2 separate regions of the Homo sapiens genome follow, and region 1 is linked to region 2. Evidence: chromatin contacts called from ENCODE Hi-C or POLR2A ChIA-PET data. All regions are on one chromosome and are shown on one strand. The core of a region is the stretch at or near the end of the contact, and the rest is flanking DNA. Distances in the headings are between cores, read along the strand shown. Region 1 overlaps SRF (serum response factor). Region 2 overlaps TTBK1 (tau tubulin kinase 1).

Region 1 (5,990 bases), core at 3,179-5,678, 94 kb after region 2:
CCCCGACATTTGGTCTCCCTCTTCCCTCTCCCTAGCAACAGCCCTAAAGGGCAAAAAGAGGCCCAGAGCTGTGGGTCACCCTCCCCACCCCGTTGGGGAATGGCCTGAGGGCCCCTCCCCCGGCTTTCTCCTGGAAACAACCCAGGACTGGGCAAACCCAGAATCTCCCCCACACACTGGTGGACCCCGAGCTCATGGGGTGGCTCTGTCCCCAGGGGCCCAGCCAGTTCTGGGGAGCCTGAGGGCTCCCCAGGGAAGGGGAGTTTGGGCAGGGAGGGGGACGAGAAAAACGCCATAAAAAAAAGTTAAATATTTTAAAAATATATATTTATAGATTTGTTTTCACTTCGTCTCCTCAAATAAAAAGTTCAAAATCAACTTTAAGTAAAGCAGCTGGGAGGAGAGGGGGGAAGACAAGGGGGAGAAGGGAACGCTGGTGGTTCCCTCCAACCCAGGAGCCCCTGGAGGTCCAAGGGGAGCGGCAAGGCAGGGCAGGCGGCCCCAGGAACCTGCCCAGTGCACAGGCCCAGCTACTCAGGAGCTGAAGGGGGAGAGGACAGCAGTGTGAGGAAGAAGCCCCCATCTCCCCAGCTGGCCCCCTGAGGGGCAGAGCCAGGGCTCTTTTGACCCAGCCTGTGACAGACACAGGGCTGACCTGGGGTCAGCAAGGAGGCTGGCAAGAGGGCCCCAACTGCTTCCTCAGAGGAGGACACGGTGCCCAGCCCCACAGAAGGCCTGTGTGTGGGGAGGTGGGGCACGGTCCCATTGGGTAAGCTAATACTCATGGCAAACATCGAGCCAAGCTGGCGAGGGGGTCCCAGGAAGGAGGACAGCCCCTCCAGCAACAGAAATGGGAGGTGGGGCGGGAAGAAGGGGAGGCTGAGGGAGGACGGGTGGAGGCAGGCAGGCCCATTTCTTTGGCTGGAGTGAGAGGGCTCAGTCCTGTGGCTGCCCGTTCCTCCTCCCCGCCTCCCTCCTGCGGCCCGTCAACGTGTGTGTAAAGAAAACGTGAAAAGGCAACAATAAATAAGTGGTGCCATCCCTTGGGCCATCTGTCCAGGGCGGCGGGCGGATCATTCACTCTTGGTGCTGTGGGCGGTGTCCAGGTTCACCACCTGTAGCTCGGTGAGGTTGCTGCTGCTCCCGGCCTGCTGCCCTATCACAGCCATCTGGAGGGAAGGGGATGTATGAGGAGGGGCAGGGACTGGCCAGCCAGTTCAGGCTCCCCTGGCTTCCCTGCCTGCCAACCACAGGCCTGAGCAGAAAAGCAGATGGGCTTCCAGGCTAGGGATTTTGGCTTTGATGAACTGGTAACAGGATCCCCTAAGGTCAAGACAAAGAAGTGGCTATCTGGGATGGGGTGAAAGATATCCCTACCTACCTGGTGGAGCTGAACTGCTGAAACAGGGATCTGCACTGTCCCAGATGATGCTGTCAGGAACACCTGGGGGACGCCACCTACATTGGAAAACCACAGGAGATACTCAAATTGTTTGTTGAAACTTCCAGATATTGGAGGAGTGGTGTCAAATGCACAAGTGACTGGGGCAGTCTCAGATGTAAGAGCCCAAGGGAAAGGGTGCCAGTGTGTCTGAGGGTGCATGCGGGTGTGAGTGTCCAAGTGGGGTGTCCAAATGTGTGTGTGAGCATCCAAGTCTGTGTTGTATTTGGGTAGAAATATTTGTAGGCATCAGTGCATATGTGTGTGTATGTGTGTGTGTGTGTGTGTATAAAGAAGGAAACGGTCCTCCTTTCCTTAGCCCTGCTCCTCTACTCACCTGGCTCCTGGACCTGGCTGTGTGACACCTGCATGGTGGATGGTGCCTGGGAGAAGGCATTCAGCACGGTGAGGCTGCCATCACCCAGGCCCGAGGTGGGGGCATACATCACCGCATGCGGGCTAGGGTACATCATGTGGCCACCCACAGTTGTGGGCACGGATGACGTCATGATGGTGGCGGGCAGCGTCACTGGCAAACACAGACATGTGTCAGCTCGGCACTGGTCCCCACTGATAACTCCCATTCCGTCCCTAGGAATTCCAGGCCCCCAGAGCCCTCTTGCCATTTCCCAGGTCAGAAGCTAGACACGACTATTCCTCAGCTCCATCATCAACTAAGAAAAGCCTATTTTTTCTTGAACACAACAGCATCAATCTTTAATTGTATCCTATCACATTGTACTATTTATTCAATTGTCTATCTACTGAATTCTCTAAGTCCTAAATCTTGGGAAAAACAAAGATTATGACTGACCTACTCTCAGAAAACTCAGATACTCCCCTTTTAGGAGCTCTAACATCTTATTTTTTATTTGTTCTCATTCTCCCTCCTTTTTTTTTTTTTTTTTGAGATGGAGTCTCACTCTGTCACCCAGGCTGGGGTGCAGTGGCGCGATCTTGGCTCACTGCAAGCTCCGCCTCCTGGGCTCATGCCATTCTCCTGCCTCAGCCTCCCGAGTAGCTGGGACTACAGATGCCTGCCATCAAGCCCGGCTAATTTTTTGAATTTTTAGTAGAGATGGAGTTTCACCGTGTTAGCCAGGATGATCTCAATCTCCTGACCTCGTGATCTGCCCCCCTCGGCCTCCCAAAGCGCTGGGATTACAGACGTGAGCCACCGCACCCGGCCTCTCTCTCCTTCTTAATGCACAGCTAACAAATTCATCTTTCAAACAAGCACTTCTCAAATGTTAACGTGCATTATATGGGAATCTTGTTAAAACACAGACTCTGGGCCGGGTGCGGTGGCTCAGGCCTGTAATCCCAGCACTTTGAGAGGCCGAGGTGGGCGGATCACGAGGTCAGGAGATCGAGACCATCCTGGCTAACAAGGTGAAACCCCGTCTCTACTAAAAATACAAAAAAATTAGCCAGGTGTGGTGGCGGGCACCTGTAGTCCCAGCTACTCGGGAGGCTGAGGCAGGAGAATAGCGTGAACCCGGGAGGCAGAGCTTGCAGTGAGCCGAGATGGTGCCACTGCACTCCAGCCTGGGCGACAGAGAGCGAGACTCCGTCTCAAAAAAAAAAAAAAAAACAGACTCCGATTCACTAGGTTTGGGGTGAGACTCAAGATTCTGTATTTCCAACAAGCTCCCAGGTAATGCTGGTGTTCCCAGTCCATAGGCCACACTTTGAGTAAAAAGGTTATAAATAATAAGAACTTAAAATTAACCTTACTTTGAGAGTATCTCATCATTTCTGAAATGTCTAGAGATACCTGAGGGTAACTGTGGCTACTCAAAACCTGTAAGACCCTCGCACAAAGAGAAAATTGCTCTCTAAGTCCTTCCTGATAATTAAGCAAATGTGTCTTTGAGCAAGTAACTTCTTATTTCTAGGCCTCAGGCTCCTCATCTGAATGAGGAGGTAGGTCAATGGTCCCCAATTTTCTTCTGGAATCCGCAGCCCACTGCAGGGCGGGATTCAAAACCCAGTCATCCTCACCTGACTTCCCCATAATTATTAGGCCCAAAGCCTCAATCTCCACTTTAAGAAATCCCCTGACTTTAGTTACAGGAGGGTTACTGTTGGGCACCTACTGCTAGGCCTCGTGGGGGAAGGCAGGGAGGGAGGGTGACAGGGCTGCGAGCTATACCTGTCCCGCTGGAGGAGGTCTGCGTGAGGTCTGTGCTGCTGTCACGGGAGGGAGACGCTTGCTGTGGGGCCTGGTGCACTTGAATGGCCTGCACTGGGACCTGCTGGGCCACTGCCCCACCTGCAAGACACAGAGTCTTATTTGTGCTCTGTCCCACCCAATTGCCACCTCCACCAAGTACCCATGGACACCCCAGTCCCAGGGTCTGGCACACTGGTCTCCAACTCCCATCACTATCTTTCCTGGAAGCCAAAGAGGCCCTTCAGGCCCAAGTATCCACTCTGGGGGCTTCCACGCTCTACTCTTGCCCATCCCTCCTCCTCCTGCCCTGGGCCTTGTCTCTCTTTTCTTCAGTTGACCCAAGAGCTGGCAATAACCCATCAAAGACATGATCTGCCTTCCAGTCAAGGCAGGAAGTGGTGAAACATCTACTGCCCTGTGGCAATGAGGGCACGGGGCTGGGGTAGCTAGACAGGGCCAGAATATATGGTTGAAACTTACTGACAAGGACAGCAGGGGTCTCAGTGGGCAGAGGTATGCCTGCCAACGGGATATAAGAGGCTTCGCTCAGGCTCTGGCCCCTATTCACCTTCCTTCTGAGCAGGGAAAGAGGTTCTCTTGGTGCCAGCCCTAAACACACTCTTAGCATGCTTGATTTGCCCCAGGAAGGACGAATCTCTCCCTGCCCCTCGTGACTCACCAGGCATGAGGGTGAAGCTGGTAGGCAGCTGCATAAGGCCCCCAGAGGAGACAGGGCCGCTGCCTGTACTCTTCAGCACAGTCCCATTGGCACTGCTGACAGCACTGGGGCTGACACTAGCAGACACTGGTGCCAGGTAGTTGGTGATGGGAAAGGAGGGGCCGCTGCTGACTTGCATGGTGGTAGAGGTGCTAGGTGCTGTTTGGATGGTGGAGGTTGTACCCGGCAGGTTGGTGACTGTGAACGCCGGCTTCAGTGTGTCCTATACCCAGAGTAAAGATGAAGCAATGAGCCCCTACCAGATCCTGCCTTTGCAGAAGCTTTGTGTGGACTGAGAACCCAGACTGAAACCAGTGAGCTTGGGTTCAAATCCCAACGCCACCATTTACCTGATGCCTGACTCTTAGGTAAGTTATTGATCTACTGAGCTACAGTTTTCTATCGGTAAAAGGAGGATAATACCTACCCCCTAGGTTGCTGTAAGGATTAAGTAGGTTAGCATATGTAAATCACTTAGAAAACACTACCTGGCACATAAAAAAACCAAAATAAATATTTGCTGCTCTTATGATAATTATTATCATTGTCATTATTATAATCCCCTGAGTTCTCTGCTCCAGCGGACTGTGGTAATCCCATTGGCTGGGGAGTCAGGACACCAAGGTCTGTTCCTAGCTCTGGTAATGACCATCTAAGTGACCCTGAAATAACCAGTCCCCTTTTCTGAACCTCGGTTTTCCTCTTCTATAAGCATGAGGGGGCTGGGCTACTACGTTTTCTTTCAAAGAGTTCTTCCAGCTCTAATTTGTCAGGCTTCTGAGATAGGAACTGAGTTTCTCAGGGAACTTAAGAGTTTGAGAGAGATCTTGAGAATCTGGCAATGACACACTATATGTCAAACACCCAAGATGTAAACTACCAAAAGAATGTACTCATCCAACAAAATTTCCTGGGAATAAATGAGCCCTACTGTTATAAAAGTTTAAAAATTATTACAGATGATATGCCACTAAGAGAGGAGGTAGCCTACAGCACTGACTCTCCCCTAAGGAAGACTTCGTTCTTAGAAGGGGAAGAAGGAAACTGAGAACCAAGCCACCAAGCCCAGACCCGAAATGAGTCAACCAGAGGCTCAAAGGCTGCGGGGTGGGTCAGCACGAGACGTTTGCAAAGCAGCTGGGCCCAAGACCCTTGATTGGCAGAGGCGTTGCTAAGGCAAACAGTGCCGCTTCCTCCCATTGGCCAGTCAGTTAAGTGCCACCCGGAAGGTGGAGCTCCCCAGACAGCAAGGGAGGAAGCCCCACCCCCTCTCCTTACCGGGAAAAGGAAGGGGGAGGAGTAACAGCGCAGGCATCCCTAGCAGCAGGCAAATGCGCTCCCTAACTGCCCAGGCCCCCAACACCCTGAAAGGGCAGCGGCTGGCTTGTAAGGTAGTCCCCGGCCCAGTCAACCAGCCCGCCTGCCAAGAGTGCTGGATTCCCAGGACCCCGGGACCGGAGTGCTCCCTTTCTACTCCCTGGCGACCCAGCCCGGAGGGCCGGGCTAAACTACACCCCCGCCCCTAGCGGGGAGACAGCTGGCGGGAGGAATGCAAAGGCCCTGCCAGGCAGGCGGGCTGCGGGCGGGAGGCCGGCGTGGAGCCCAAGCCGGCCTTATATGGGCACGGAGGCCGCCCGCTTATCTAGGGGGGCGGT
Region 2 (6,476 bases), core at 2,178-4,677:
CTGTTTACCACAGTCCCTGAACCTGCCACTTCCCTGACACTGTTTGGATCTTGTTGATGTACGAGTTGGTGACACCCATTCGGTGTTCACAGATGCCAGTGTCTTCCCCGTCTGTGAGTCTGACCCCTAGGACCTCACCAATCCCACTGAGGTCAGGCTTTGGAGCCCCTGCTTTCTCATGCTAACTCCTCCTCTGCCCACCTGATCCCCAGAGCTGCTGTGGGATGCTTGGGGCCATGTGGGATTGAGGGGTTGGAGGTCTCTGGAGAGACAGGGTCCAGCCATTTTAACCAACCCCAGTACTCTGGAGTGACTCCCATCTGGATGCCACCCCATGGCAAGGTGGGAATGGGAAAGGAAGGAAAATATGGCTTGCTGACAACTCCCCTCTTTTCTATAGACTGAGGAGGGGGCCCACCGCAAAGGACAATCAATCAACCAATACATAGACCAAGATGTTTCACAAACTCTGTCAAACAAGACCTCAGATTATTCGGCATGGGTGGGTTTTTTATATGTTCTGGTAAATAAAATGTTCTGATTAATTTGTTGAATGCAGATAATACTGGGATCTACCTCATAAGCTATCATGAGGTTTAAATGAGTTAATTTTGTAAAGTGCTTAGATCGCTGCCTGGCACATAATAAGCACTGTGTGCCAGTGGCTATTAAATAAAATCACAAATAATTGTAAGCCACCACTAAATGCAGAGTGAGACTATGAAGTGCGAAAACACCACTTTCAAAATACAACAAAGACAGCTGTCTCTTTTCAAAGCTGACCCCGAGGAGGCTACACGCTTTCCCCAAGCAGGGTATCAATCTTGAAACATTCTGGCCTTCTCTTGGGAAATGCTTCAGAAAACAAGAGTGACAATATTGCAGGCTCACAGCATCCCCACCTAGCCTGGGAACCGGAGACCAGCAACTCGACCCAAACCATGTGAAGCTCTGCCGAGCTTCACATGAACTTAATCCAACACAAGTGGCTTAGATGACCTTAACAATCTCCAAGAGTCAAAGCCACCCCGAAAAGATAATATTATTAAGATCACCTGTTAGCTCAGAGCTTTATGGCTTACAAAACACTCTCCCCTCCACCATGGAGGATATACAAAAGGATGTCCCCCTAAAGGACAACATGCTTTGAACCATGGCCTTGCTTTAAAGGACACACCCTCTCCCACAGGTGTCAGTTCTGAGGTGGGGGGTGTGTGTTTGAAAACTCAGCCGCCTTCTCAATGCTGGATCTCCCACTTCCAAAGGCGTTGGAAACAGTAATATGTATGTAATGCTGAAATGAGGCTGAAGCCAGTGCCATCATCTTCAATATTTCACAAGGCACTTTGGGATCTTAGAGTACCTCAGGGTTCTGGTCACTGAGATGGAGCTGTGCTCAGGGTTGAGTAGTGGAACCCTCTAGAAGGGAATGCTGGATCACAGAGTGCTTGGTTTCATCCAACCCCAGATTGGGTGGGGGGGCCCTTGCCCACACTGCTGCTGACTTATGGAGCAGATGGTGGGCAGGTTCCCTTCACTTCACCTCCTGCCACTACCTGGGGTGGATGGGAAGAGGGCAAGAGGAGGTGGCTGGGGGAGGCAGTGCCAGCAGGAGGGGAGTGGGGCCACTGTTCAGCCTCACCCCCTCACCTTTGTGCTTTTTGTTTTCTGTCCCTTCTCAAAGGGTCCACCTTGACCCTCTCCTGCCTACTGCCTGAGCAGGGTGCAAAGCCATCCAAAACAGCCCAGAGGGCAACAGAGGCTTGGGTTTGGGGAGATTCAAAAGTGAGCAGCTGAGATGGGGGTGGGGGTGGGGCACAAGTATTAGAACCCAAATCTGGCTTTTGTTGCCAGATGGAGAAGGTGCTCTTGGCCCAGACATCCTCAAAAATAAATAAATAAATAAATAAATAAATAAATAGACTTACAAAGAAAGATTTTGGGGAAAGGAGTGTGTGACTATGGAGTGGCTTATGTGAATGGTGTGGATGAGCCATACCACAATGGTGGCCCTCTGTGTGGACAGTTTGGCTCCAGGGCACTGCCCACCACACTTATGGCACCCCCAGGCAGGGGCCAGGGCCCTGAGGCCTCTACTCTAACCAGAGACATCTGGGGAATTGATGGGCCAAGCAGAGGTTACAGGGAGAGAGGGGTAGAAGAGTGAAGCTGGGATGAGAGTAGCTACATAGGAAACTACCAATGACTGCATAGACATCTTTCTGGCTCCCTAACACACATGTGCATACACACACTCATACAGCACTGTGCAACTTGCGCACGTGCCAGTCACATTGAGGTCTATGTAAATGGCACTTCCTGGAATTACACAGTGCACAGCCTGAGCATTCATCCATGGCAGCCCTTCCACATGCACAAACGCTCATTCGTAAGCACACTCTTATGCACAAGTGTACGCGCATGCACACAAGCAAACATACAGACACAGTCTCACTGAAATAAACATTTTGCAAATCTTTGGGCCTCCTCCCCTCCCCATACAGGCACGGCCCTTTCTAGTACCCACTTCACTACTACCGCATTCCCCAGGGGAACAGAGGTGCTGGCTGACATGGGCAGGATGAATAAAGGGAAACTTGGGCTCCCTGCAGTGAAGGTTGGGGGCTGAGAAATGGGCAGAAGAGGCAGGCGCAAGCTGGCATCCTGACACTTCCCCACTCCCAAGTGTCCAGATCCCTATCCAACCTGCCTCTCTTCTGCTGTGTCTTCACCACCGCCCTTGGGGCTGACCGAGCACCTACAGGAAGGAGTCACCTTCTGAGAAGGGCAGAGGTGGGGCTGCTCCCGCCTGGGATTTGTCCTGAGACACTGGTTTTGCTGACAAGCACATGGTTTCTCACGTCATCCTTAACAACCACCTTAGCTGCCACTGCTTCTAAGCTGGGTCTCCTCGTTGCTCAGTTCCAGCCTGCCTTGGGAGGTGGATCCCAGGCCCCTCTCATCCATCCTCAGTTCCTGAGGAGCCGAGGACAGACACCCAATCCTACCAGGGAGTGATGGCACAGGTGTCTTGGGGGAGGGGCAGCCTACCATGGACTGAGCCTTCCTGGGGTAAGATGTGTGAGGAGAGAACTCTGTCCTCAATGATGATGGCCTGAGAAAGTCTCGCTAGGTCACAGGGCTCCTCCCCCGATCACTGAGCATTGAAACACTCCCCACCACATTCCAAACCTGGCTGTCCTGGCCTCCATCCATACACAGGGACACACACACACACACACACACACACACACACACACACACACACCATGCAAGGAGGGTCTTGGCCTCCCGCCAGCCCCTCGGGGTGGATCAGACCCAGCCATGCCAAGAGATCACAAATTAAACAGAACAAAGCCCATACCAGAGTGCCTCTGGCCCTGCAGGCCTCATCTCCCTGACACCTCTCTTTCCACTGGACTCTGGACCCATCAGTGGCTCCAGCTGAGCGCCCCTGCCCTGTCCTGGAAACTGTACCACCAGCCCCACCCCTCCCTGCACCATTTGGCTGGCACCTACAAAGGGAGCTGATGGGGAGGTGGGACGGAGACTCTGCTTGGGGTGGGAGTATTACAGTACCTTGGGCCAACGTTCTAGGGGGGCTGTATTGCATGATGGGGTGGGATGGGATGTGTGAGTGTGTGATTATTGCGTCCTGGGAAGGAACCATGGTCCTCTGCCTGCTCCCCACCCCCCCCCACCTGCCCCCTCCAGGAGGGGGGGGGCCCAGCCTAGGTCTTGTGGGTGAACCGGGCCCACACCTGCTGCAGCTGGGACCGCGAGATGCGGAGCACCGAGGGCATGAGTCTGTGGTTGCCAGCAGCGAGGGGCGCGTGGCGCCGGTGGGGCGCCCGCACAGGGCTGCTCTCAGCCGAGCGGCTGCGCTGAATGAGGGAACCGGAGGAGCCCGAGGAGCCGCCGCCGCCGGGGTGAGGGTAATGCTCCGTCTCCAGCGTGGAGGAGGAGAACACGGAGGACGCCAGTCGTCGCAGGGGGCTGTACCGCGGGAGGGAGTGCCCCGAGAGTCTGTCCTCCTCCAACTGAAAGAGACCAAGAAAGTGGAGGGAAAAGAGGTGTCAGGCACAGACTCGACAGCTCCGTCTCCGGGGCCACCCACCGCTCACAGCCCCTGCGGCGCCGGCGTCCCGGGCAAGTGGGCGGGGTCAGGCAGGGTGGAGGAGGGTGCAAACCACCCGCCCCAAGGTCCTGCCTCAGAATCTAGGCTCTGGCCTCCAACGCCCTTCCCCCTCCTCCTTCTCTCTGGAACTTCTCACACTATGGTCTCTGCAAGGAGACCATGGTCACTCACCTCCTCCGAGAAGCCTTCCTGGCTTAGTCCTACCTAGCTCAGGGTTGTTCTGGACTGGGGAACCCTTTCTCTCAGGAACGTGGCTGTGTGCTCTGAGAGAGTTCCTTGCCATGTGTTGACAGCTGTGTGTGGCATGTCTCCCCAGCTAGATTCCGTGCTACTCATTAGGGCTCAGAAACTTTCCCTGTACACCCTCCGCCTTGGCACCCCCGCCCCATCACAGGGAGGTGTTGGGATCGGGGTGACCATGCGGCATAAGGTGGTACTCTAGAGCCCAATTACTCGTGTTTGAATCCCAACTCCACCACTTAAAATCTGAGTGACCTTGAGCAAGTTACTGCACCTCTCTGAGCCTCAGCTTCCTCCTCTGTAAAATGGGGGTCATAATGGTGCCCACCTCAAAGGGTGGTCGTGAGGATTCGATGTTATAAGATGTGCAGTACTTGGAACAGCACCCGCCATGGAGTAAATGCTGTGCTCTTCACTGAGCTATTTTAGTATCTAATTTTAAATCACTCTTCCAAATGAGGGAAGGGATGGACTCGTAGGAGGAGGGGCAAACTGAAGTCATTTCTTGAAAGTGGCTTTTTCCCTGCCCCCTCAAAGTCTGAGCCACCAGGCAGCTTGTGTACAGGGCTGGGCAGAACTGCTGCCTCATCGCCTTCTGGAAGAATCCTGCTCTGTGCCCCCATGCCCTCCGAGTGAAGTGGAAGTGTCCCAGATATGTGGGGGTAGAAATGGCGCCCAGGGTGTTACCAGACCTCTCCCAGCCTGACCCTCTCTCTTCCTGAGACAGAGGCCAGTTGAAATAGCTTTTACAGCAGCAGCAAGGACTGCCTGGGCCAGCTCCTCCAGGAAGGAGGGGGCCTGGGACACTCAGCCCCAGCATCCCTTGCTGCTGTCACATGGGGGCACAAGGGACTTGGCATGGAGCCTCCAGCAGAGTAGGGAAGAGGGAGAACATTCTAATAGGACTGGCTTTGCTCCCACCTTGCTTTCCGTTTCAGCTTCTTTTTGGCCAAGTCTAGGATCCTTCTGAGCTAGTCCCATCTGCACCAAGGGTTAGGGGTCTAAGGCCCACCCAGAGAGGCCAAGGGACAGAGGCACCACCATTGCCCAAAGCCCCCTCTCACAGCACATGTGGGTGGCTTGAGTTAACATTCCAGCCAGAGTTTGCTCAGCTGCCAGGCAGAAGGATTTTCATAGGATGGCATTGAATCCCAGAGGGCTCTTGCCCTTCAGATTGGGCACCACTTGTGGCCACCTACTTGTCTTCAACACCAGTTGAAATATCACCTCTGTGAGACCGCTCCAGCTCCCTCCCCTGCAAGCTCCCAGCTTCTAGCAGATAAGAGTGCTCTGTTATCTCCCTGATGGACCTGGATTGTTAACATCTTTCTAGACCTTTGCATCTCCACCCCACTGCTTGTGACCTTGAGCTCCAAAAGGGCAGGACTGGGCAGCTTTATTCATCTTTGTCCCCCAGCCCCTAGCACACTGTCCAGCACGTGGCAGGGAAATGCTTTGGTGGCTGCCGGGCAGTGTCTGTGTACTCAGCGCATGCTGACCTGCTGTGCTATCGGTCAGAGACAACCGGTAAAGGCAGGCAAACAGCCCTCCCCCAGATCACACACTTGCTAGCCTGCTTCACCCTTGCCCTAGCTTTTCCCGCAACTCCTAATTTGCACCTTAAATTTCCTTGAGAACAAAGCCAGGTGTGAAAAAAGAAAAAAAACAAAAACAAAAAAACCCACCATCACCAAAGAACAATAGATACTTTAAAATTGTGCCTGCTTTCACACTGTTTCCCTCCCGGTTCCCCACATGTGCAGGTGACAGAGTTGTAGGTGCTCATAGTTTAAATGATTGGTGTTATGAGGAAGTTCACACATCAGGCACTGAGAAAATTGAGGTAGGTCTAGAGAGGGCGCCTCCAAAAAGGTGGTGGGAAAGAGGGAATTCAGCAGAGACTTCCTGCCTGCCCTGAGCCGCATAATCTCCGCCTGTGGGTGGAGAGTCCCAAAAACTGTGATTCTAGGAAGCAGCCAGATTTGGGAGGTCCTGCCATAGGCCCAGGCTGGGCTCACCACTTCCTTCAGGCCAGCCCAAAGACAGAAGAAAAAAATAGGCCAGTCCATTTCTCCCTGCTCCTCTACCCTTGATGAAG

Evidence for each region. A loop is a pair of places that touch in the nucleus more often than their neighbours do. ChIA-PET counts read pairs that join two places held with the same protein, here RNA polymerase II (POLR2A). Pooled maps may share reads with other maps.
Region 1: a pooled map shows a loop between it and region 2 (4-fold over the local background). The contact joins two enhancer-like sites. A Hi-C loop is called at or near these places in 1 of 168 maps with a recorded cell type or tissue (naive thymus-derived CD4-positive, alpha-beta T cell) and 7 of 50 pooled maps. POLR2A ChIA-PET finds 5 or more read pairs at or near these places in 7 of 52 experiments (AG04449, H1, HEK293 and 3 more).

Annotation. Positions count from the first base shown.
Region 1 is chr6:43,174,274-43,180,263 of GRCh38, reverse strand. It overlaps SRF (serum response factor), which reads right to left. Exons shown (of 7, transcript NM_003131.4): 3 at 4,297-4,558; 4 at 3,597-3,716; 5 at 1,779-1,970; 6 at 1,382-1,458; 7 at 1-1,169. The coding sequence ends at 1,074. Among named protein-coding and RNA genes, the nearest start is that of CUL9, 4.9 kb to the left of the region's middle. RefSeq lists enhancers at 1,400-1,899, 1,900-2,401, 5,189-5,418. Within about 2 kb of position 4,428, at least 3 of the 41 ENCODE cell types and tissues checked have a DNase peak (open chromatin) inside an H3K27ac peak, as active enhancers do.
Region 2 is chr6:43,267,207-43,273,682 of GRCh38, reverse strand. All of the region lies in intron 13 of TTBK1 (tau tubulin kinase 1), which reads right to left. Among named protein-coding and RNA genes, the nearest start is that of TTBK1, 27 kb to the right of the region's middle. RefSeq lists a silencer at 1,353-1,602. Within about 2 kb of position 3,427, at least 8 of the 41 ENCODE cell types and tissues checked have a DNase peak (open chromatin) inside an H3K27ac peak, as active enhancers do.